Regions from separate parts of the Mus musculus genome. Here regions 1 and 3 are each linked to region 2. A link is a loop called in an ENCODE intact Hi-C map of the cell type or tissue named here. Cell type or tissue: heart. All regions are shown on one strand.

Region 1 (8,000 bases), 74 kb before region 2:
ACCCTGTCTTAAAAAAAAAAAAAAAAAAAGGAAAGAAACCAGCCTGTGCTCACTGCTGCTGGCATGATGCTCTGGCCAACCCAAGCATTCATGGGCTGAATAAATCCTTCCTTCCCTAAATCCTAAAATACCATGGTAACACCTAGACAAGAGTAAAAGCAAACACAGTACCTGACATCTTTTACTAGTGTGTAACGAAAACATGGTGGCTATTGATCCCTCAGGGTAGGATTGTGCGTGTGCGTGTGTGTGCAAGCACACATGTGCATACGTGTGCATGTGTGTATATGCGCTTGAGGATCTTCCTGTATGTATGTCTGTACGCTGTGTGTATGCACTATCTATGGAGGCCAGAAGAGGGCATCAGAACCCTGGGAACTGGAGTTACAGATGGCTGTAAGTCAGGATGTGGGAGCTGGGAACCCGGTCTGCATCTTCTAAAAGAAGGAGCACTGAGCCATCTCTCCAGCCTCCAAAGTGGGTCTGATTTTTAGCTGAGCGTGTAAGTACCCAGCTAGACTTGATTCCCCCCAGCCTCTCTTGTAGCTTTACGAGATGTGTGGGAAAGCTGTGGTAGTGAGATATGGCTGCTGGCACATGGTGGCATACCAGCACCAAAGGGCTTTTTCATTATCCTGTCTTCCAAAAATGGGCAAAGGGCTCCAACAGACATTTCTCCATAAAGATGCACAAGTGGCCAGAGCACACGTCATCAGTCAGGTGAGCATGAGAGGCAACTCTTAGCTAAGGCCTTGCCCTGCAAGCAGCAAGCATAAAGTCCGTTGTTAGGATCTTCATAATCCACACAAATACCAGGTGGGCACAGTGGCCTGCCTGCGATCACAGGGCTCAGAAGCCTGAGACTGCACCCACGGGGCAAGCTAGCTGGACCTGCGAGCTCTGGATTCAACTTAGAGGCTCTGCCTCTGGCCTGGAGATGGCTCAGTGGTTAGTTCACTTGCTACCAAGCCAGGACCCCACGTGGTGGAAGGTGAGAACTGACCCCACAGGTTATCCTCTGACTTCCACGCGTACACATACACACAATAAGCAAGAGTAATGAAGGAGAAGGAGGAGTCCAGGAGGAAGAGGAGGGGAGAGCCACCCTCAGACTGTCTCATCTCCATCCAGGGTTCTCAAGATGGAGCTAGGAGAATACTTGAGGAGCCTTAGAGAAAACCTAGCTCAGCACGAAATTGGGATGACAAAATATCTGGATTGAGAGTTCTAGAAGCACATCCATTTCAGCACAAAGTTCTACTTATTCCTATAAGAGAACCCAAAAAATAATCTGAGGCCATACAGTATTGCCTAGGTATCTGTCACCAGGGGGGCTTTGCTTCTCCGTCTCAGATACCACGACGGAGCTCTCCATTGCCCAGGAAGTGGCATTACAGCAGTCCAGAGAGGCAAGCTGGAAGGAGCAGCCAAGGCCACTGATTATTCCATGAGAAGCGGGCACAAGTGGGACTCATCCCACTTGGAAAGCGAATGCGATCAAGCACCATCCTCTGCTGTCACTGGAGAGCTGGATTATTCTCCTCCCTCATTCAGAAACACACAACACTGATCCCAGCCCTGAAAATGAAAAGAAATGTAGAAGGTAACCATGGAGATTAAAAAAAAAAAAAAAAGAGCACAGAGAAGTCGAGGTATGAAGAATAGCAGGTGTGAAGGGGAAAAAAAAAATACCGAGGCTTCAAAGCTCTGTGAACTTAACTCTGACCGGTTGCACTCACCTAATGGCATGCCTGCCTATGCCAATCCACTCTGTCACTCACTGGTTTTAAACCATTTCAAATCTGGATAGCACAGAGTTTACAGAGGAAGAGAAAAATATTAACAATATTTCAAAATGCTTTGTTTGCAGACCCTCACAGAAAGGGGGGCATATCAGCAGATGCTTAAAGGCTGGAAAGGAGACATTGTTAGTTCCCATGCAACGGTGCAATGATCTGTGAGCATTAACAAAGCACACAAACATGTACAGCTTCCTTTATAAATATGTATTAGAGCTGAGAGCATTGCTCAGTGATAGAGCAGCTGCCTAGAATCCCACCTTCCACCTAGCCTGGAGGCTGGGGCGTGGCTCTATGGTAGAGCCCCTGCCTAGAATCCTCCAGTGAGGGGTTGGGGGCGTGGCTCTGTGGTAGAGCCCCTGCCCAGAATCCTCCAGTGAGAGGTTGGGGGCGTGGCTCTGTGGTAGAGCCCCTGCCTAGAATCCCCCAGGGAGGGGCTGGGGGCGTGGCTCTGTGGTAGAGCCCCTGCCTAGAATCTCTCCACCACCACCACCACCACCACCACCACCACCCCCCACCCCCCCCCGTTGGGGCTGGGGGTGTGGCTGAGTGGTTGAGTGCTTGTCAGCTGTGCATAAGGGCTGGAGTTCGTTCTCAGAACTACAAAAATCACAAACGACTTAAGTGAGCTGAACCAGGCTGAGAAGAATGCCAAAAACAGATCTACCTCTGTGGTTCCTGACTTAGAGCCATACACAAGGAATGTATGAAAGAACCCTAGCAGAAAATATTAGGAATTCCATTTGTCCTGACTTTAGTCATATTTATATATGAACATACTTATATATTTATAGAAAGAGGGGATAGAGAAATAATAATCCTGACCAAAAACTGGGGACCACTGCTATGTTATGAAGACATTGAGAACCAGTATGGTGGCACACCTGAAATCCCAGCACAGGGAGGGGAAGCTCTAAAAGGACAGTGAGCCCAGGTCCTCTGCAAGACCAAATGCTCTGAGCTGTAAAAGTAGTTTTCTATTCTCTTGTAGTAATGGCCATTCCCATGGCTGTCTGCCTGTCTGCTAACTTGGTCCTGGAAGCTTCTAGCCTCTGTACAATTTAATCTAGGCCTAGAATGTTTCCATCTCTGAGACTTGCTGCTGAATAAGCTCACTCTCTCTACTTTTTTCTGAACTCTACCTGGCGGGTTCAACTCAGCTGTTCTGTTCAAACTCCTCTCCCAGCTGACTGACTCAATCTGGCTTCTCTCTCAGCTTCTGAATTGCCTCTGCTCAGCCTCTAACTCTAGCAGTCTTTTCTCGTCTGTCTTCTGGCTCCTTCTCATTCTATCTTTACCTGTATCTAGCTTGCTCTCTCTTCAATCTGTCTTTGTACAATTCCCAGTAAAGCTGCCTCCTCCTCCTCCGCCTCCTCCTCCTCCTCCTCCTCCTCCTCCTCCTCCTCCTCCTCCTCCCCCCTCTCACCTCCACTGCACTGCTCTCCGTGGACTCTCCTGTATTCCCGCACTGTACTCCCTTTTCCTGTGCTGTCTGTCTGTCTCTCCCTTAAGTAACTTCCCTTTCCTCTCTCTTCTCCTGAGAGTTGGGCAGATCCTATTCTGTAAAATCTTTCTCTGGTTTGTCACTTTGTCTGCCCCTCAATTAGACATCACTTTCAAACATGGATGCTTCCTTCTACAAACTAAATTGACCTTCATTGTGTAAGATTAATGGTGTGTACTAATGGCATGTCTGTATTCCAGCCAGAAGGATTAAAGGCATATGTTAAGGGCTGAGCCACACCCTAACTAGAAATAGGTTCAGATATGAAACACTTAACTTCTGAACAGTCTCAACAGCCCTGGGCCAGACTGTATCCGCTTCTGTCGCAGATGCTGTATTGTGAAGGTCTCCTTTTTCCCACACATATCTATGTGTCCACTGTAATGTCAATGATCATGAATTGTTTCACATTTCTCAAGACAATAGACAGAGTGGCTGAATTATTTTTTCATGCCTAGAAGTAGGATAATGTCCATTGCTGTCTCAAACCTGAGAAAAGCATTCTACAAAGAGACAGTCGTTTTAGGCCTGCTGACTTATGCACTGGCTCTGTTTGCTGGTACATCGGTTGCTGGTGCAGGGAACCACACCCTTGGCCTTATGTGCGTAAGCAGGCACTCTGCCACTTCATGGTGTCTCCAGCCCTTGTTGTTTGTTTGTTTTATCTTTGTTTTCACCTAAAAATACTCTTCAAATGATATGTGTGAAGGAGGGGCATGTGAATGCAGGTGCCCAAAGGTCCCCAGTGCCCGCCCTCACACTGGAGCTCTAGGTAGCTGTGAGCAGCCGCTGTGGGTGCTGGGGACCAGAGCAGCATTTGCTCCTGATCACAGAGCTCTCGAGGCTTCAGCCCTCTACCTAGCCTTCTGCCTTAGCCTCCAAGGATATGGGATTATAGGCATGCACCTTGGTTCTTTGAAAAAATAATTTAAACAGGGGCTTCGTGGTTAAGAGCACCTGATCTTCCTGAAGAGGACCCAGTTTGGTTTGAGCAACCACACTGCAGCTCACAATTTGCCTTTAACTTCAGTTCCAGGGGGAAATCTATCGCCCTCTTCTGGCATCCCTGGGCACTGCATGCACTCTGGCTGGAATACAAACACAAAATAAACTCTTTTTAAAAAGAGAACATAATTCAAAATATAAAAATAATTCAAAGGATCTGGAGAGATGGCTAGGTCATTAAGAGCACTGGCTGCTCTTCCAGAGGACCCAGGTTCAATTCCCAGGACCTACATATCAGCTCACATTTGTCTGTAACTCCAGTTCCAGGGGATATGACACCCTCACACTGACATACATGCAGGCAACATCAATGCACATAAAATAAAAATAAATTATATATTTTTAAAAGTAATAATTTGTAAAAAGTAATTTAAATATAATGGTTCACAAGCTGGCTGTAAGTCCATGAGAATTTATTATGTAGTATAAGTAATTTTAAACATTCAAGTAAGGGCCATGAAATAATTGAACAATTAGAAAAATATTATCTAAGTCTTTCTTATTCCATATTAAGAAGATTCTGAAGCTAGGTGGTGGTGGCACACGCCTTTAAGGTCAGCACTGGGAAGCAGAGGCAGGCAGATCTTTGAGTTTGAGGCCAGCCTGGTCTAAAGAGCAAGTTCTAGGCTTGCCTGGGCTACATGGAGAAACCCTGTCTTGAAAAACCTATATAAAATATCTGCAGTTCAAGATACTAGAATAAAGTACTCAAGAAATCTGATCTCACAATGAAAGAGCTCAGAAACACTGTGAGCTCTGGGGACGACAGACTTGATCCTATAAACCTGGGAGATCGCACAGAGCAGAAGACAGCCAACCGATCACACAGTAATGAGAAGCAGCTGCCTGTGGTGGCCATGACAAATAGTAAGTATACACTCACAGCGAACAGAGGGTCGCTTCACAAGACATTAAATACCTGTGCAGGACAAAGCGTATAAAAAGAACAACCAGAGTAGAGACAAATAAAAACCCCCGCTATCATTGCCTTTACCTAACGAACACATACAGCAGGCATGGTGGTGCAGTGCACTAATCCAGTGCTTAGAAGGACGAGGGAGAATCATCTTGATTTCACAGTCAGCCTGGGCTACAAGATGAGTTTAAGGCTAGCCTGGGCTATACACCATGTTCACGGCCCTGCTGCAAAAACAAAGAGCCAAGGAGTGAGGCTATAACGAATGGTAAAGCATTTGCTCAGCATGTGCAAAGTCTTGTGTCCTAGCCCCAGCAGGCCATCCCCCCACCCCTGAAAAAAAAAAACCTAAGGTAATGATATATTATCTTCCCTCTAAGATTGGCAAAGATTAATTAAATATGTTCACTGTTGGCAAAGGTACAGAGAAATCCTAGCTGTAATACAAACTGGTAATAAAAATTAAAGTAATGGAATTGTTCATCCTTTTGCGATGTCGTTTGCCAACTTTTATCACAAACGAGAACATGAGTTCTTTCAGCTCTATTTCTAGACACATTTCCTAAAGAATTGTATATGTCTAAGAATGTTCCTACAGATTTGCTTAAAACTGCATAGAACCAGAAACTGGGCATACTATTGTACATGCCATCAGTCTAAGCATGAGAAGTCAAAAGCAGGCAGCTTAGCTCTTGGAGGCTAACCTGGTCTACATAGGCAATTTCAGTCCAGCCCAGGCTACAGAGTGAGAACCTGCCTCAAAAATAAGCAACAAAAAGACAGGGGCTGGAGAAGAGCTCAGTGGTTAAGGGCACTTGCTGCTCCTGCAGAGGACATGGGTTTGATTCCTAGCACCCACATGGTGACTCACAACCATCTGTAACTCCAGTTTCAGAGGGTCCTTTACCCTGTCCTGGTCTCCTGGGCATCAGTAGGTGCACAGACATACACGTGGATAAAACATTCATATAAATATTTCAATATTATATATTATTTATAGTCTGTATTATGACATACATAGTATATATTATAAATACAATGTAGTATATTATAATATATAAACTATATATAATATATTATCACATACTATAATTATATTATATTATATATCATACATTAAATTTTATATATTATATAAAAATTACTTATATATCTATAAATATATACCCTAATATCCAGTTAAATGGGAATATATAAAAGGAAATATACATCATGCCATGTCCATATTGATGATCAGTATTGCATTGATTACCTATCACTGTATATATAATAAAAGCCCCCTTCCCAAACCTGTCCCCTCACAACAATAACCATCTACTGTCTCAGAGTTTCGATGTATAAGAGTGATAAGCAGAGGTGGTTCTGCCCAGGATGGATCCTGCTATCAGCCGAAGCTGTCCAGGAGCTCCCCGATCTACTAACAGGGTAGCTCACTGGCAAGTGGCTGACTGGAGGCTGCTCCACAGGCCGCTGGGGTAGCCTCAAGACATAACCCTGAAATCCTCCCCTAAGTGAGCAATCCAACAGAAGCCAAGGCTGACACTGGACTGCCCTGTGTCCTAGCCTCACAATTCAGTCATACAGAACTGGGGCTTCCAGCCCCAGCCCAAATCCTGTGAAAGTGAGAAGGGAGAAAGGCTGCCCCCTGCTGTCTCCACCATGAAGTGATCAGCCCACCTTTACATTGCCCTCCCTCTACCACAGACGCCTAGGAAACCCCCAGGTTTCAGAGGTTATGTCTTGAGGCTACTCCAACAGCCTGTGGGGAGAGCCCTGTGAGCAGCAACTAGCCTAGAGCCAGCTGCCAGCCCTGCGGTGGCTGATCAGGCAGTTCTAGGTCAGCTTTCCTGAGCAGAACCAGCTCTGCCTATGTTAACAAAACAAAACAAACAAACAAAAAACCCAACTCCCCTATAAGTTGTTAAACACTTCAAGCCTGCTTTTATTTTTCTCTTTTGATGCGTCCCACGGTCCTGACTGCTCAAGTCAGAAACCTAGGAGCCCGCAGAGCTTCCTCCCTCTTCTTACATAATCCGTACAGACACCCACACTACTCCAGCTGCACGGAGCACCTAAATATCCCAGATCTGCTGCGTTTTCTTCATCTCCATGGCTATCACCCAAGTTAATACTTTTTAAAAGACTTACTTCTATTTAAAAACGTTTAACAATGTCTTTTATGTCTATGTTTTGCGTCTGCACTGTATGGATGCATTGCCCACTGAGGCCAGAAGAGGGCATCAGATCCCAGAGGACAGGATTCACTGAGAATGTGGGTACTGGCAATCCAATGGAGGTTCTCTGAAGGGGAAGCCAGTGCTCTTCGCGGCTGAGACATCTCTCCAACCACCCCCTTATTTATATTTTTTTATGAATGTTTTGCCTGCAAGTCTGTATACCCCGTGCATGCTTGACGCCCTTGGGGATCAGAAGATGGCATTAGATCTCCTGAAATGGGAGTTACAGATGGTTGTGAGCCACCATGTAGGTGCTAGGAACTGAACCTGGGTCCTGTGACTTTAAGTATGATTCTAATTACATCTTTAAGATCCAGTTTTATTTGTGTGTCTGTGTCTGTGTGTGTGTGTGGGGGGGGGGGGGCGGAGGGGTCCCAGGGAGCCAGAAGAGGGTGTTGGAGCATCTGGAACTGAAGCTACTGACTCACATGGGTGTCGGAGCCTAACTGTGGTGCACCAAGTACTCAATCTCTGAGCCATCTCTCCAGCCCCTCCTCTTGCTTTCTTCATTCATCAGAGTGATTCCCGAGGGACACCTG
Region 2 (8,000 bases):
GCACAGTTCAGTCACTGACATTTCTTCACCGAGACCGCTTGGTGGCTTTTTAACAGTTTATTGTCCTGTCTTGTTAAAATTTTATAACATTTCCAGTTTACCATGCTTTCACATGTGTGAAGAAACAAATTATTTTAGGTCTTTGAACCTTAAATATTCCATTCATGCTCTAAGATGTCACACACATTTAGAGTGTGTGTTTGTTTTGATTCTGGGCACAGCAGTCAGGGTGCTACTGGGCCGGCATGGTGACACACTCTTTTAATCCCAGCACTTGAAGGCAGGGGCAGGTGAATCTCTGCGAGGTCGAGGCCAGCCTGGTCTATATAGTGAGTTCTGGGCCAGCCAGGGCTATGTAAAGAGACCCTGTCTCAAGAAAGCAAAGTGTGTCAGGGCTTATAATAGAAGTCTTTGAGGGGAATCCCTTCATGCTTTTTAATCTCTCCTGCAAGTAAAATAGTTTTGCTTCACTTCTTACTCATTTCAATTAACTGGGTTTGCAAAACTTGGTAAACTTTTTGTGTTTTTAACCTTTATATTTTTTCAGAGCCTAGAAACTTGCAAAGTCTGAGGCTGTTTTAGATGCTGTTCCATGACTCCTAGAGTTCTATGTGGCATTTCATGCTCTTTGACTTCTGGCCTCCAGTCTTCCTTCTCAGCCCTGGAGACATCGTGTCCCTCCCTACAAGGTGACCAAGTGCCACCACGCAGCAGAGAGAGGTGGTGTACCTGCTCGGAGTTTTTGATAATTGCTTTTATAATTCATTTCTAATGGTGGGGGCATGTAAAAGCTGCTGATACAGGCACATTGTCCACTTAATTAAATCAAGAGAGCTAATGAAATTAACTTTTCCCTCCCGCTCTTGCCATTTGGAAGTGATTTAAATGTTTTCTCCCCGCGCGTTAGTGTAATAAATCCCCACGAGCACACCGGCCGGAGAGCCCCGCCGGGCCGCGCCGCAGTGTGGTTGCTGCTTAAGTAGCATCCAAAACTGTGTTCCAGTGTCTCATCGGGTGTGGGGGTTTTATGTAAAACTCACTCAAATAAGACATCGACAGCTAGGTTATTAAATTAAGCCCTTAGAACTTTGGAATCCTGCCTCCTCTGGACCCCTAAATAGGGTGGGAGACCACTGCAGTTTGGGCTAACAACACAAGGAAACATGTTCACCAGTGCTAAAGGCTTAATGAGGCTGTAGTGCCTGCTGCGGCTGCCCGCACTGGTGGAGCGTTCTGGGCCAGTGCCTTACCCTTAAGGGAAAGCAAGCACAGGGATGGCACAGAGCACTGGGGCCCGGTGATGGTTACTTTGTGGGTGAGTTTGCATTTATGTTAAACATTCCTGCGTGCATTCATCTAATCACTTGGTGTTTGGTGTCTTGTGATCCAAGAGCCGTGGACTTAAACTTGGATGCACATCCTTACTGTGGTAACATCCATGCTAGTTAGTGCTCCGTCTCCACCGCACCATTGCTGCCAAACCACGATGAGAAGTGCCAAAAACCAGTCTTCCCCACAGGCGCTCTCCCCGAGACACTGTGATATGTACAGGACATTGTTAGAGCAAATTTTTTTCTTTAAAAATAAATTATATATTTAAAAAATTATTTAAATAGTTGATTAAAATAATTAGACTCTATCCATCTTATAAAATACTGCTTCAGTATTCCCCATAGCTCTGCTTACTGTCTGCAGCAACCTGGCCACAAAGTCTTGAAACTACTCCTCTAGACCCTGCCTAACTTTACATAAATCCTCAGTCTGCCTCCCTGTAGAAGGTAGCGTATCCCAGACTTTCTCTGCTGCAACATTAACCTGTGCATAAACAGCTGCATCAAACTGTAACTGCTGAGCAGTCTCCTGACCCCGCCCCTCTCCTGCTAGCATCTGAAACCTATCGGCTGTGCTTGATTGATCTCAGCAGTGTTTTGACACTGCTCAGCAAATTCTGATTTCCATAATAAAAAATCTACTCCGGCAAACAAGCACACCCTTGCCAGTTGTTACCAATCCCCAGGAGGGAGGGCCTCGGTGGACCATTTACGCGTAGCCTGCGTAAATGGGACTGTGCCCATACTGTGCACAAGCAGTTTTTAATTCCTTTAACTGTTTAAACGGAAGAGGCTGATAAACTCTGACTCCATTACCTTGTTCTATAACTGATAATATAGACTGAAATCTCTGGACATCAGCTCTTCTTCTGGTAGCCTCTTTCAGGGTCAGATGGCTTTCTCACCAGTGCTGCAACTCCACCTCAGAAGGAGGGTCCAGTCCAGCTTCGACACATGGGGTTTTACTGGCTCTCAGCTTAGGAATCCACTCTGATGGTCCCAAGATTTCCCCTTGAGCTTGGCAAGCCTGTAATTTCTGCACTTGCACAGACAGCAAAGTAAAAGCATTTTGCAGCTGTTGGATTTTCTCTGTAACTAACTTGTCCTTGAAAGGAATCTTGAGTTCTTCAGAGGCAATAAGTGGCAAAGAATTCTCCTCCCTATGATATTTAGCCGCTTCCTCTTCCAGCTGCTCAGTCGTTATCATCGTCTCCTCCTCCGGGCATGGTGGCTCAGACACTGCTTCAGTATTCAGAGGCCAGACTGCAAGAGCAGGCACCTTGGCTTTGCCAGAGCATCCTGGATGGGTGCTGCTTCCCTGTAACCCATTTTTGATCCCAGCGGCGGTGCCTCCTCAATGCCTGCCCCAAATGTTCTGGGTTCCCAAATGAAAGACAGGCACAGCCTTTATGTTTTGGTAATGCCTAAAACAGATCAATGACTAGGCCACTTCCTAAGCTCCACATGGCTCATCCACCTCCCTCTGATATTCCCAAGTTATTTCTTACTAAATCCTATATTCCATCTTTGCTGCTGTAAGGCAACCCTCATAGGGCCGCTCTCCCCGATGGCCGCTATGCTCTCTGCCCTGCACCCTCTCAGGCACGGCAGCTTCCCTCCCCCACCTCTCCTGCCATTGCGGATCTCCTTCCTTTCCCTCAGTCCCTCACCCGGGAATCCTAAAGGTCCCGCCTCTGTCTATCCTGCCCAGCCATTGGCTGCCGGAAACTTTATTTACCAATCAGAACCAAATGAGGGCATGGTCCCTTAGTGTCTTACACGTGGATTCTAGTACAAACCCAAAATAACCTGATACACGGAGCCACAGCTAGATTTACTGTACCTTCCTCAGGAAACCAAGGACAACCCCCCCCCCACAAAAGCTAAGAAGTCAGGTGGTTGCCGTTGCCCTTCTTTAGCCCCACGAGTGTGGAGCAGTTTCTTAAGCATTTGTATAGAAAGCATAGGGCCGTTTCCATTTCCCATTTTTGTTTCTTTTTTCTTGTGTTTTCACTTTTTTCGAGTTCCTTTACTTTTCCTGAGCGCCCTTATCTACTCCATCCTGTCTTTGCTCCTGAGAGAGTCTCACCGCACATTCGCCTTTTCTGAGCACTTGCTTTTTCTGGGGTGTCCACCACTTGATCCCCAAACTCTCAGAGCGTCCCTGTTTGAGCGCCACCTGCCGGTGGGAAGTGGAACAGTCCTCTGAGGAGGGAGTGAGGATGATCCTGGGAAAGCCGGAAAGAAGACTCAGAGACAGGAGTTAGAATTGGGAAGGCTGCAGATCACTACCACGTCAGACTTGAGTTTACGGTTCTTGGTCTTTTTATGCTTTACAGCGCGGTGGGAAACAAGGTCATATGCTAGGTTTGTTCCCATCAGGAAGCCTCCCTGCTCCTTTCTATAAATTTAACAGAACGTTCAGCCCCTCTTCCCAGGCCAGGAAACCTGCCAGCAGACGCCGACCTGCCCTGACTCTGCCTGGCAGGCCGACTTTCCCAGAAGCAGACAAATGGCTCCCGACGCTCTCGGGAACCAGATCTTTCAGCAAATAACATTTGATCGTTTTAGCTGTGGTGAGGAGTCTAGCTTATGACCTTGTCTTTGAACACACAGGAGGAAAACAGATCCACCCTTGGCCACAGCCCCCACACTGTGCAAGCAGGAGCCAGTGCCTGTAGCCCTCACTTTCTGCAGTGCGGGCCCTGGGGACTGTTGGTAATAGTGTTCAGCTGTGACTCTGGATAGAACAAGCTCGAGGCTCTGCTTCTGAGTTCCCAGAAGAACCTCCAAGTACAACAGAAGTGCTCTTAATTAACTCCACTTCTGAGTCCACGGAGCCTCGAGTCTCCAGCCCTCTTGGGAGCCGCCTGCTGCAGTCCCGCAGGTGGCCGGCCACTGCCTTGTGTTTCCACTCCTGATACCGAGCTCCAGTCAGTGGTAGCCCACCTCAGATGTCTGGGTGCACCTTCTGCTGCTGATTGTGAGTTTAGAGCCCCAACCACAAAAGGGCCAAGGGTGTGGCTTGAGAGTATAATGTTTGCCTGGTGTTCCTAGCACTTCAGCAGACAGACAGAAAAAGAGATAATTATGCAGAAATTGAAATCAAATGCTTTACAAGGTGGGTTGCTCATCAAAATTGCTTTTAAATTTAACTTGATCATGTCTGCAGAGATGGTTCAGTGTGTATATCACTTGTATAGCTTGGGTCTCAGCACCCACGTCTGTCAGCTCACAACTGCCTATAGCTCTGGCTCCAAGGGACCCACCCAATGCCTTCGTCGTATACAGACAAATAATGAAAAATAAAAGGAAGTCCTTTACTTTTAAATAAAAATTTGATCAGAAAAATTATTAGGTACTGGAGGGATTAAAATGAAGATGAGTGAGCTTAAATTCCTTCATACAAGTATCTATGTGCCCATCCCACCTCTAACATCTAAGCTGGAAGCTGGGCAGGTGGCTCAGAGAGGTAGAGAGCTGGTCTGTTATCAGGTAGGGGCATTGCCTGTTTGTGGCATCTGTTGGGGAAAACCTTACAAAGAGCATTTATAATTTGTTGTACTGAATTAGGTGGAGATTATATACTAGATAAAGCTCTTTTCAATAATCTGTGGTGTCCTCTGTTGCTTTGAAGGTCAAATTGGAGGAGGTAGAGATCTCTGCTAATAAGTCCTGTTCTGTTACGCATGCTCTCTCGCGCTCGCTCTCTTTCTCTCCCCCTCCCTCTCCCTGCGTCCCTCCATCCGTCAGTCTGCTTCCCCTCTCTCTGTCCTCTCCCCTCCCCTCCTCTCCTCCCTCCCCTCCCCCATATCTGGCTTTGTAGCCCAAGCTATCCTCAAACTTGGGATTCTTCTGCTTCAGCCTTCCAAAACCTGCGACTACGGGACTGTAGCACCATACCTAGTTGTATAAAAACATTCTTAAAGATGTATTTTATGTGTAAGGGGGTTGTGCCTACATGTGTGTTTTTATACTCTGTGGTTGCCCGTAGAAGTGGGATCAGATCCCCTGGAATTGAGCATTCATGTGGGTGATGGGAAGCAAACCCTGCTCCTCAGGAAAAACAGCCAGAGCTCTTAACTGTGTGTGTGTGTGAGTGTGTGGAGTGTGTGTGTGAGTGTGTGGAGTGTGTGTGTGTGTGTGTGAGTGTGTGTGAGTGTGTATGTGTGTGTGTGAGTGTGTGTGTGTGTGGAGTGTGTGTGTGTGAGTGTGTATGTGTGTGTGAGTGTGTGGAGTGTGTGTGTGAGTGTGTGGAGTATGTGTGTATGTGTGTGTGGAGTGTGTGTGTGTGTAATATGTGTGTGAGTGTGTGGAATGTGTGCATGTATGTGTGAGTGTGTGGAGTGTGTGTGTGTGTGGAATGTGTGTGTGTATGTGGAATGTGTGCGTGCATGTGTGAGTGTGTGGAGTGTGTGTGTGTGAGTGTGTGGAGTGTGTGTGTGTATATGTATATGTGTGTGTATATATATATATACATATATATGTGTGTATATATATATATATATATAAATGGTGGCCAATGTGATGGCTCAGTGTGTAAAAATACTACCAGACGAGCATGAAGACACAGCTTTGATTCCCTAGAACCCATCTAAAAGGCCAGATGCAGGGGCTGGGAGACAGCTCAGTGGTTAAGAGCACTGGCTGTTCTCAACAGAGGACCCAAACTTAATTTCCAGCACCCATAAGGCAACTCACAACCACTCCAACTTCCTCTTCTAGACTCTGAGGACACCTGGGTTGGAGTGCATATATGCACACAGATACACAGTCACAAATCTAGAAAGGGCATGAGCACTGGTGTGCGTCTATAATCCCAGGACTCCTACAGCAAGATGGGAGGAGACTGCTGGGACGCTTGCAGCCCCGTCACAGCACGCATTAAGTCAAGCACACGCGCCCGCACAGGGGTCCAGGCATCCGACAGCCTCTCTGAAGGCACCAGGCACAGAAGTGAAGCACAGACATATAAAATAAAAATAAATACAACTTAAAAATAAAGTCAAGACACATTTATGTCTGTGTGTTAAAGTACAAGAAGAGAAAGGGGAAGAGAAAAAAAAACTGGGAACAGGCCATTGATAGAGACAAGACTGACAGCTTTCTTTCAGACCGCCCTCACTCGTGCTGGGTGATTGACATGCGCAGATGTGTGCACATGCCCAGAAGTGCATATTCATAAAGGAAGAGAAGTGGCTGATTGAGTGTGGCTGTGTGGGAGAGGGAAGGGGTGCAGGAAAGTGATTTCAGGCCCCGCACAATAATTAGAACAGAAGTGTGCTAATTAAGACTCATAAATTGAATGAAACTATTAGCATTTTCTCTCAGTAGAAAAGGTGGATTTTTTTTCCCAGGAAATGACACCTGTGAACAATTATCTCCCTTATTATTGCTACTAAGATTATTTACATAAGCTGTGCTCATTTAGAGCTCAGTGATGTGCGCCTTTTCCAACACCTGATCTCACACTGGGCCTCCCTCCATGGCTAGGGTATTATTTTGGGAACTGGGGGTAATGGTCAGTGCACCCATTTTGGGGAAGCCCTGTGTATGGTAGTCTGCTTTGTGAGCAGTCCCCAGTGAGGGCCTGGGGGTGTGGCTCAGCAGTAGAGCCCCTGCCTAGAAGCCCCCAGTGTGGGGCTGGGGGCGTGGCTCAGTGGTAGAGCCCCTGCCTAGAATCCCCCAGTGAGGGGCTGGGGTGTATCGCAGTGGTAGAACACTTGCCCTGGTTGTTTGTGCCCTCAATTCCATCCCAGGAACTGTAAATATTAAAAATCAATTACCATGCCCTTTAAGGAAGAGTACCAGCTTGGGGACTCAGTCTGTTACAGAAAACCTAGCCCAATCCTTACAGATTTTGAGCACATGTAAACTATCAGACCTTCAGATAACATTTAATCTGATGTTCCAGTTGATTAAATTCATCCATGGGTCTTTCTCTTCCTTCTTTCTTTTTTCCAGAGCATTTTGTTTTGCCCCGTTTTTTTGGACACAGGGTCTCTGCGTAGCCCACATTGGTCTGGAACTCATGACCTTTCATCCTTACCCTCCTAGGTGCTAGGACCCCAGGTGTGTATCAGCTCAACTGATAGGTTTGTGCCCAGTAGGTTTAGGGTTCTCATCAGTGAACAGTGCAAATACATTCCGTATTCTCGCTGAGCTTAGCATCATAGCAGTGAGTCGGACACTGTGTAAGAATAGCGGTAGGAAAGCCAGATGCTTAAAAGAGCAGAAGTGCTGTGGGACCAGCTGATTCTGCATCTGAGATGGTGCTTCAGGAAACATTTGAGGTGACAATTGAAACCCACCAAGTGACAAGATGAGGGAAGAAGTTTCCGGGATGATGGGCCGGATATCATCAACCCCCAGAACAAGAAAGAGTTTGGTACCAGTGACTTGTGAATAAGGAGGCAGGAAAGAGACAGGGTGGTAAGGCCACAGATGCCACACTGAGGTGGGTGGATGTTTCCCCAGTGTTAACAAAAGCATGGAGGAAAGGCAGGTTTCTTGAGCCAGTTAGTGATGCTGACCTCGCTCTTCAGAGCGTACATCCTTGGATGCTGCATCAAGATTTTCTAAAGCTGCTGTGTCGATAAGTGTGAGACTAAGAGACCACAAGATTCAAAGACTGTTGGTTGTGGTGGCACACACCTTGAATCCCACCAG
Region 3 (8,000 bases), 1.7 Mb before region 2:
ATTCAGCCTAGGTGGCTTGTCCCCAGAAAGGGATGACACTGAGCCCAGTGTTTCAAAGCGATCTGGAGCAACGGTCCCTCACACCAGGGCCCAAGGACCAAGTAAGATTTTATGCCACCCCTGCTCACAAAGTTCTCCCTACAAGCACCCCGTGATCCCCATTAGCAACAAGGACTTTGCGACCTACTAGTCTGAGGTGAAGAAGCTGAGGGGCGGGAGACATCGTTGGCCAGGAACACATGGTGCCTGTCTGAACACACGCTTTAGATGTGCGTATATGCATTTGCTCACTCGGCTCACTCTTCTCCCAGGTGACCCTCCTAGCTGTAGGTGTGAACCCCTTCCCCTGCCCTCAGCGTCTACCTTAGCTTCTTCTCTGGTGTCTCAGGCTTCTATGACTGAGTTTATGCTCATATCCCAGACTCGCTGGGCTGCATATGTCCATTCCCTCCCATCCCACCTCCCACCTTCACCCCCCAATGGCTTTTTATCCTGGGGAATGCTGTCAAAGCCAGCTGCACTTACATGGTGCCACCAGTAGATGGCAGCATCTGCACAGCAGTGAAATCCATGTTTTTTGGGTTTTTTTTTTTTTTTCCCCTGCTCACTGGAAACTCCAGGGCAGCAGTTCTCAACCCGTGGGTCTCCATCTCCCAGAGACTATCTGAAAACACAGATATTTACATTAAAATTCATAACAGCAGCAAAATTGCAGTTACCAAGAAGCAACGGAACAATTTTATGGCTAGGGGTCACCACAACATGAGGAACTGTGTTAAAGGGTCACAGCATTAGGAAGGTTGAGAACCACTGCTCTAGGCCTTCTGAACCTAGAATGTTCCAGCAACAGCCTTGGGTCCATATAGTCCCACAAGTAAGGTGAGAGGGAAGCTGGAGACATCACTGGTCTAGCAACCTCTGTCTCGGAATCAAGGCAGGGACACATCTTTTAATTTTTTTAGGGGAGAGATTTGCTCCCAGTTAAAAACCTGGGACATATTTCAGAACACACCAGCTCATCTCCCTGAGAAGCCAGAAGATGTGAGCCCCAGGACTTGAGCCTGCTGAGCCTCCGTGAGATGAGCTGAATGTTCACACCCTGTGCCACACAGCTCTCGGGCTCGGAGCCACAATGGTGTCTCCTGTTCTCCCAGATGCTAACCTCGTCAGTATCTTCCAATGCCATAGCAACAGCTATTTACTGGTGGATTCCAGGCTCCCCGGCACTGGTTGCTTCTCCATGCTGCAGTTCACAGGGACACCCACTGGCAGCTACCACTTGCCCAATAGCACATTGGAAGGCCTGACTCTTGCGTTTCTAGTTGTGTCCCCCAGGGAACGCTGTCCTCACCAGGAACAGGCATAGTGGAGGAGGATATGACAACAGAGCCCTGCCCAAGCCCCGTAGCAGGGTTGATTGAAGCAACTGACAAAGGCTGTCTAAAACCATGTTGGATATGGGCTCTCCCCCACACACACACACACCAACACAAAAGCAATTTGCTAACCTATTTGCTATAACAGTAACTGCTGAGCAAGTGTGGCTCAGCAAGGCTCAATGTGCTCAGAGCTGCAATTGCAATTTAAACCTAAGCCTTGTAAGGTATGACTTATCACTAGCCTCATTTCACATGCTCAGAGAGGTTAAGACACTTATCAAAAGTTGCACAGCTGGTTAACTGCATTGGCAGATTTGAAATTGGCCCCATCATTTCTAGCCATATTGCAGAGCTTACCTATGAAAGGGTTGTGGTGCTTTCTAGAGATGTTAACTGCCCCCCCCCCCATCCCAAGCTACTGGTTTCCTTTGGAGACATTATTTTTTTTAAAAAAATTAATCTTCTTAGTTCACAGTAATGAAGCTGGTCACTTTTCTCTCTAGAAAACACACTGACATTAGAACAGGATCTTCTAAGAGCTTAGGTTGGGTGGTTCCTGGCCTTGCCCCTTCTCAGGGTGTGTGGGGGTGGTATTTTATCTTCTGTGTTCCTCATTCAGTCTGAGTCTAGAGTCTCCTTCAACAAAAGTGACTCATCACTGGCCCCAGCCAAGCTAAAGCTACTTTTCCATGTGTGGGGGTTGTGGGGTCCACCCTGGGCTCAGGGCTACTAGCGCTTTCAAGTGGGGTTCAGATGTGGCTTATAGTTGTTCTCAAAGAGCTGCAGTGATCCCCGATATAGCATAGGGGGAGACAAAGAGCAGGAGGTGCTTCAGGGTTGCAGATACACAGTGGGGTCTGGCTCCACATATAACTAGCTATGTTGCTCAGAAAACCTAGAAAGAAGGTCCCGTTTTTGCAGACCATACCAACGTCCTGGCCACCCTGAAGAAGCAGCTTGGTGGCCAGGGACCCTCTTTGCCTTTTCCTGCAAGGAGCTGGGCAGAGGATTCTTATGTCACCTCCCCAGCTTGCACACCTCTGCCCACTCTGAGCAAGGGTTCCAGGAATCTTTATGCCATTACTAGACACGCTAGGGTCTGGCTTCTGGGCCAGCCCAGGCAGGGTGGACTTTATGTGAGCCCTCCCACCCATAGCAGAAATCCCAAGGTGGTTTCTGTCTGCTAATTCCCACCCAGAACCTTCTCAAGGCCTAGCGAGTTCTTCCTGGGGACAGGGCTTAACCTGTCTCTCAGTGAGGAGATGCGCTTGCCTGCTTGGGCATCTCTCCCTTCCTTACCTAGTCAGGACTGCTCATATGTATTCCTCTCTTGCCCGGGCCACCAGCAGACGTCTGGCGGGCTGTATTGTACAGATGTGTACCAAGGGCCCCATGGAGACTGTTTCGTTCCCTCTGTTCCCGCCCCCCCCCCCCCCCCCGCGCCCCGTCCCGGATGCTCCCTTCAGGCAGCTGCTGGTCTGTAGCCAACTTCCCTGGGGACCCAGCCTTGAAATCCAACCCTGGTAAAAGCAGATCGGGCAGGCTGCAGAAAAGGTAGGCCTTAGACCCAGACAAGTCTTCAGCCATGGTGAATCCCTCCCTTTCTCAGGGCAAGCAGCATAGAACTGCGATTCCGAATATGGCCACAAGAGGGCACTCGATGTCCACAGAAAGAGCAGGAAGAGCGCTGAAGGAGGTCGCTCTGGGAAAGGGCTGTTTGAAGAAGACCTATGCAAACCATGCCTGTCCAGCCTAGCCATCACAGGGGTCTCGTGAAAACGACCACACCATCAAGGCGTGGTTACTCTGACAAAGAATTAAGTCACTTGACTCATGCACTAAATTGCGTCTAGGTGCATTTGTTGAGTGTCTGCTCTATGCAAAGATCGGGTAAATCTGGAAGGGTCCCAGTACTGAGAAGCGCCAGACCATAGTCTACCAGGGAGTTCATTGCGGGAGGCGGGGTGGGGGGAGATTTAAAGGATGCTTCCGCAATTTCTCTCCCTCAGTGGGGCCACACAAACCTTCAGCCACAAGATTCTATCTCTTGCATTCCTCAATATGGTCGCTTGACTGAGAGCCTCCCGCAGAGTCTCGGGCATTTGAACACTTGCTCTCCAGTTGCTGCTTGGTGAGGTTTAGGAGGTGTGATCCTGCTGGGGAAAGTGTGTCACCGGGAGTAGGCTCTGAGTTGTTAAAAGTCATTCCCATTGAAGATGTGAGCTCGCAGCTTCAGCTACCAGTGGCTGCCCCTGTCAGGATGGACCCACATCCCTCTGGACCCTGGAGCACAAATACACTTTCTTCTAGTTGCTTCTGGTCAGTAAATGGCTATTTTCTTCATAGTCATGACAGAATGTCTCCTGGAAACGACATTATTGTGGGAGAGTTTATTTCGGCTCCTGGTTCCCAGAGCCAGTCCACATGGCTGGCAAAGGTTGTTGGAAATAGCTCACTTCATAACCAGGGCGGGTGGGAAGCCACCAGGGTCTGTATATCCTCAAGGGCGTATTTCCTCAACCCAGGTCCCACTTTTCCTAGGTTCCCAGAACCTCCCCAAACAGCACCACCATTTGAGCATTCAAATCATGAGCCTGTGGGCAAGAGATCATATTCTAACTATAATACCTTACAAGAATGTTTTATTCAAACTAAGTTCACTTCCCACACAGAAAGTCCCGTAGGTCAGAACTCACAAATCCCCTTTCTTCTATAAGCACCACTATTGGGGTCTGCAGGGGACATGCCTGAGATCGTGACTTAAAAGGTGCAAGCCACAGCCCGTGGGGGTAGTTGTGTCCCAAGTTGGTACCCAGCAGTTAATATGTATATGAAGACTCATGGGGTTGTCATAGTAACTGGTGAACACATGCATAGATGCTCGCGAGTTTTAAGTATCAATCTGGCCCATTGGATTCCTGGCACTCTTTCTTCAGAACAGGGCATTTTAATTTCCATTCAGGAAGCAGAGTCGTATCTACAAGAAAGAAAGACCCCAGACAGCTCGTCACTGGTACTGAGGCCGCCATCTTAGCACCAGGAGAATGTGGGCGAGCAGAAGCTGAAGGCCGGGGAGAAGCCCTCTGCTCTATAAAATGAACTCAGTAGTTAAATCCCTGCCCCGGGTTAGCTCTGTGACCTCAGAGAAGGGAGGGGCAGGCGCATTTTGGAGCCCTGACTGGAGGATCCATGTGAAGCAAGGAGACCAAGATGGAAGGAGGGCTTCTGCAGCCCCGCCCCTTCTCAGTAGCCCGGAGTTTTAGGAGCCTCCCTAGACCCTATTATCCAGGATACCCCTGCCTAGACGACACCCTTAACCAGAGACCCCTAGAAGCGTTGCGCACGTGTGAGAACGATTCATAGAGGCAGTGCAGAATGGGAGGGCCTCCACTTCAGATGTTGCGCTCAGGGGTCCAGAATTTACGCTGAGTGTCCTCTTTGCCACTTCCGGCTGACTCAGGCTTTCCTCTCAGAACCTGGGGCTCCTGGCCTGTGACTGATAGAGGATGCATGTGACCCCTTCACTGTAAGGACTCTTGCCCAGTTTTAACAATGGTTAGAATACACCCCTAACATCACGGGGACACAACCAAGGAACCAGCCAGAGCCAGAAGCTAAGGGCAGCTCTAGAGTGCTCAGCCCGCCTGGCCACGACCCACACACATGCAAACCGGAATCCCAGTTGCAGGTTGTCTGTGTTTACGGCTAAAATATTAGCGATGACCGACACGCAGCCCTTTCTCCTACGCTGTCATTTTATGTTAATTGAACACCCCTGTTAATCTAATAGAGTTTAGATTTATGTAGGATCCTGTAGAGCATCATATTTTAATCAATACACATTCCACATTCAGATGGACAGATGCGCGGACCCTCTCCATCCCTGCACTTGGATTCCATCAGCTGTCAATAGCGCCTCGTTGAATCCTGTAGAGAGTCAGATTGATGGGTCCAGGCAAGTTCCATTCATCACACAAATTAACTTTGGGGGTAGAAATGATGCGAGGGGTCACGCAGCATCTCCAAGAGGGCGGAGACTGTGTTTCGGAGATTAGGAGCTTTAGATTATTTATCGGGAAGAGCCTGGAGGTGGGAGGCTGGGACAGGAGACTGGATGGGGGCAGGGGCACAAGGTAAAGCTGGATGCCCTTTGTGTCTTATAGACTTACAGGTAGGTGGGTGAGGCTAGTACTGCATCTGGGTGTGGCTGTCCCACAAGCCCCGGTCGGATGCTATAGGAGCAGGTGGGAGATACTGTCTGTGTGCAATTCTGCCTGGCCTCCACCCTCCACGTATGCTGGTTAGTTTATTCAACTTGATACTATCTTTGTCACCCGGTAAGCAGGAACTTCGGCTGAAGAATTTTTCCATCATACTGGCTGGTGGGACTTTTTTTTCTTTTTTTTTTTTTGGATTGATGGTTGAAGTGGGAGGGCACAGCACACTGTGGGTGGTACAATCCCTAGGCAAGCAGCTATATAAGAAATCAGGCTCCACTAACGCATCCCCTCACTGACTCCGTGCCTGCCTTTGTGGCCAAGGGTGGAGTCAGCTGAGCTTCAGCGGTCCTCAGGAGAGAGGCCTTTGGTATTTATTTAGGAAGGAGACCCAGGAAGACAAGACAAGGCTCCCACTCAGAGATGCTCCCCCAGCTATCCCTAAGACACTCAACATTTTGGGCAGATTATGGATAGGCTCTGTGGTGCATCTTCTCTGCTATGTTGCTCAGATCTCAGGAAAGCCCTCTTCTGAGACACCAAGGTGCCACAAGGTGGTATGAGCTGTTTGTGTGCAGGGTTCCCCCAGAGGCACACAGAAAGCCTCACAGGGCCACTTCCCTATCCAGCCTTATCTTTTGTAGCTTTAAGTCTTATACCATCAATAGGACAGAGCACACTGGCCTTGGAGTACTTTCGTCCACCTCTAAGGATGTGCTTAAGCCATTTTGACTTTGGTGCCATTAGACACTTCCACAGGATGTGGGTCAGGTGTGGCAGCAGTGACGTGGCTCTGCCGTGTATGCTGTCAAACAGATTTGCTCTTGGGCTGGCCAACCCAAGTACTAAGATGCACCCACCCATCCCACAGGCCCCAAGTGGGATTCTGAAGCTGTGTGGGAAAGCCTCAGGAGACGACGGGCATGAAGGCAGGCAGAGCTGGCACTCTGGAGGGTGCTCTTTCTAGTTCAAGTTTCTCTCTGTTGCCTTTTGCCTCATTTTTCTGGGACAAAGGTAGCATGTGCCTGAGGCTGACTTCCCTGTTTCCTGGCATTTCCGAGCCGTTTGGTCTGTCTTGAATTCTTGATCCAGGCGATGTAATCTGAGGACTGGAAAGATGGCAGACCTTGAGGTCAGACTTCGGGGGGTGAGGGATGCTGAACTGTGTGTGTCTGGTGACACAGGTCTGGAATCCTAGCTACGCAGGAGGCAGGAAGATTGTGAGTTCAGGGGTATGAGGGTAAGAGGATTCCAGGTGAGTGGGGATCCTGTCTTAACATAAGATTAGCACTGGGGCTGGAGAGATGGCTCAGTGCAGCAGATGGGAGCACTCGCACTCACTACTCATGCACAGAACCCAGGTTCTCTACCGCTCACCGCCATCTGTAACTCCAGTTCCAGGGGATCCAAGAGATCCCTGAGCATGTTCCTGCACTGATGGGATGCATATAAATTCACTCAGGTAGAAGCAGTACATAAGTCCTTTAAAGAACTGGAGTGGAGTATGACTTAGAGGCATAACACTTGCTTAGAATCCCCCAGTGAGATGCTGGGGGCGTGGCTCAGTGGTAGAGCCCCTGCCTAGAATCCTCCAGTGAGGGACTGGGGGTGTGGCTCAGTGGTAGAGCCCCTGCCTAGAATCCCCCAGTGAGAGGCTGGGGGTGTGGCTCAGTGGTAGAGCCCCTGCCTAGAATCTCCCAGTGAGGGGCTGGGGGTGTGGCTCAGTGGTAGAGCCCCTGCCTAGAATCCCCCAGTGAGGGACTGGGGGTGTGGCTCAGTGGTAGAGCCTGCCTAGAATCCCCCAGTGAGAGGCTGGGGGTGTGGCTCAGTGGTAGAGCCCCTGCCTAGAATCCCCCAGTGAGAGGCTGGGGGTGTGGCTCAGTGGTAGAGCCCCTGCCTAGAATCTCCCAGTGAGGGGCTGGGGGTGTGGCTCAGTGGTAGAGCCCCTGCCTAGAATCCCCCAGTGAGGGACTGGGGGTGTGGCTCAGTAGTAGAGCCTGCCTAGAATCCCCCAGTGAGAGGCTGGGGGTGTGGCTCAGTGGTAGAGCCCCTGCCTAGAATCCCCCAGTGAGAGGCTGGGGGTGTGGCTCAGTGGTAGAGCCCCTGCCTAGAATTCCCCCAGTGAGGGGCTGAGAGCAGTGTTTAGCCCTACAGTGCTTGCTAGCATGCAGAGGACCTGGCTTCTGTCACTACTACATTAAAAAAAAAAAAAAAAAAAAAAAAAAAAAAAAAAAAAGATCATTTAGAAAACACCTGTTATGGAACTCAGGTCCAGTCACTGACTTCTTTAAAAGGACAGATTGCTTGGATGAGGAGAAAGCTTTACAGTGTAATTCAGCAAAGCCAACCATGGTAGACCAGTTACCCAAAACATCATCTTTACCCAGATTCCCCTTGAATCCTC

Evidence for each region. Hi-C counts contacts between places; a loop is a spot of excess contacts. Peaks named below come from ENCODE experiments on the same cell type or tissue, not always from the same donor. Only the 100,000 strongest peaks of a DNase experiment are listed, where the experiment ranks them.
Region 1: it touches region 2 in a loop (2.8-fold over the local background); 20 of 42 quality-filtered maps call a loop at or near these places.
Region 3: a loop joins it to region 2, with 2.6 times the contacts of the local background. A loop is called at or near these places in 7 of 42 quality-filtered maps.

Annotation. Positions count from the first base shown.
Region 1 is chr7:35,756,153-35,764,152 of GRCm38, reverse strand. No RefSeq gene overlaps it. Among named protein-coding and RNA genes, the nearest start is that of Dpy19l3, 5.7 kb to the right of the region's middle. In heart, CTCF peaks have their summits at 4,362 (motif pointing left), 6,859 (motif pointing left) and 7,446 (motif pointing right); no DNase peak of the experiment used is centred here; H3K27ac peaks cover 175 bases.
Region 2 is chr7:35,682,441-35,690,440 of GRCm38, reverse strand. Dpy19l3 (dpy-19-like 3 (C. elegans)) reads left to right here. Exons shown (of 19, transcript NM_178704.3): 19 at 1-4,941. Among named protein-coding and RNA genes, the nearest start is that of Gm42379, 26 kb to the right of the region's middle. In heart, a CTCF peak has its summit at 3,516 (motif pointing left); DNase peaks (open chromatin) are centred at 3,040 and 3,520; H3K4me3 peaks cover 1,104 bases; H3K27ac peaks cover 1,548 bases.
Region 3 is chr7:37,352,891-37,360,890 of GRCm38, reverse strand. It overlaps a transcript of Zfp536 not described here. Among named protein-coding and RNA genes, the nearest start is that of Gm30483, 29 kb to the right of the region's middle. In heart, CTCF peaks have their summits at 532 (motif pointing right), 2,188 and 3,024 (motif pointing right); a DNase peak (open chromatin) is centred at 2,980; H3K4me3 peaks cover 361 bases; H3K27ac peaks cover 352 bases; H3K27me3 peaks cover 656 bases.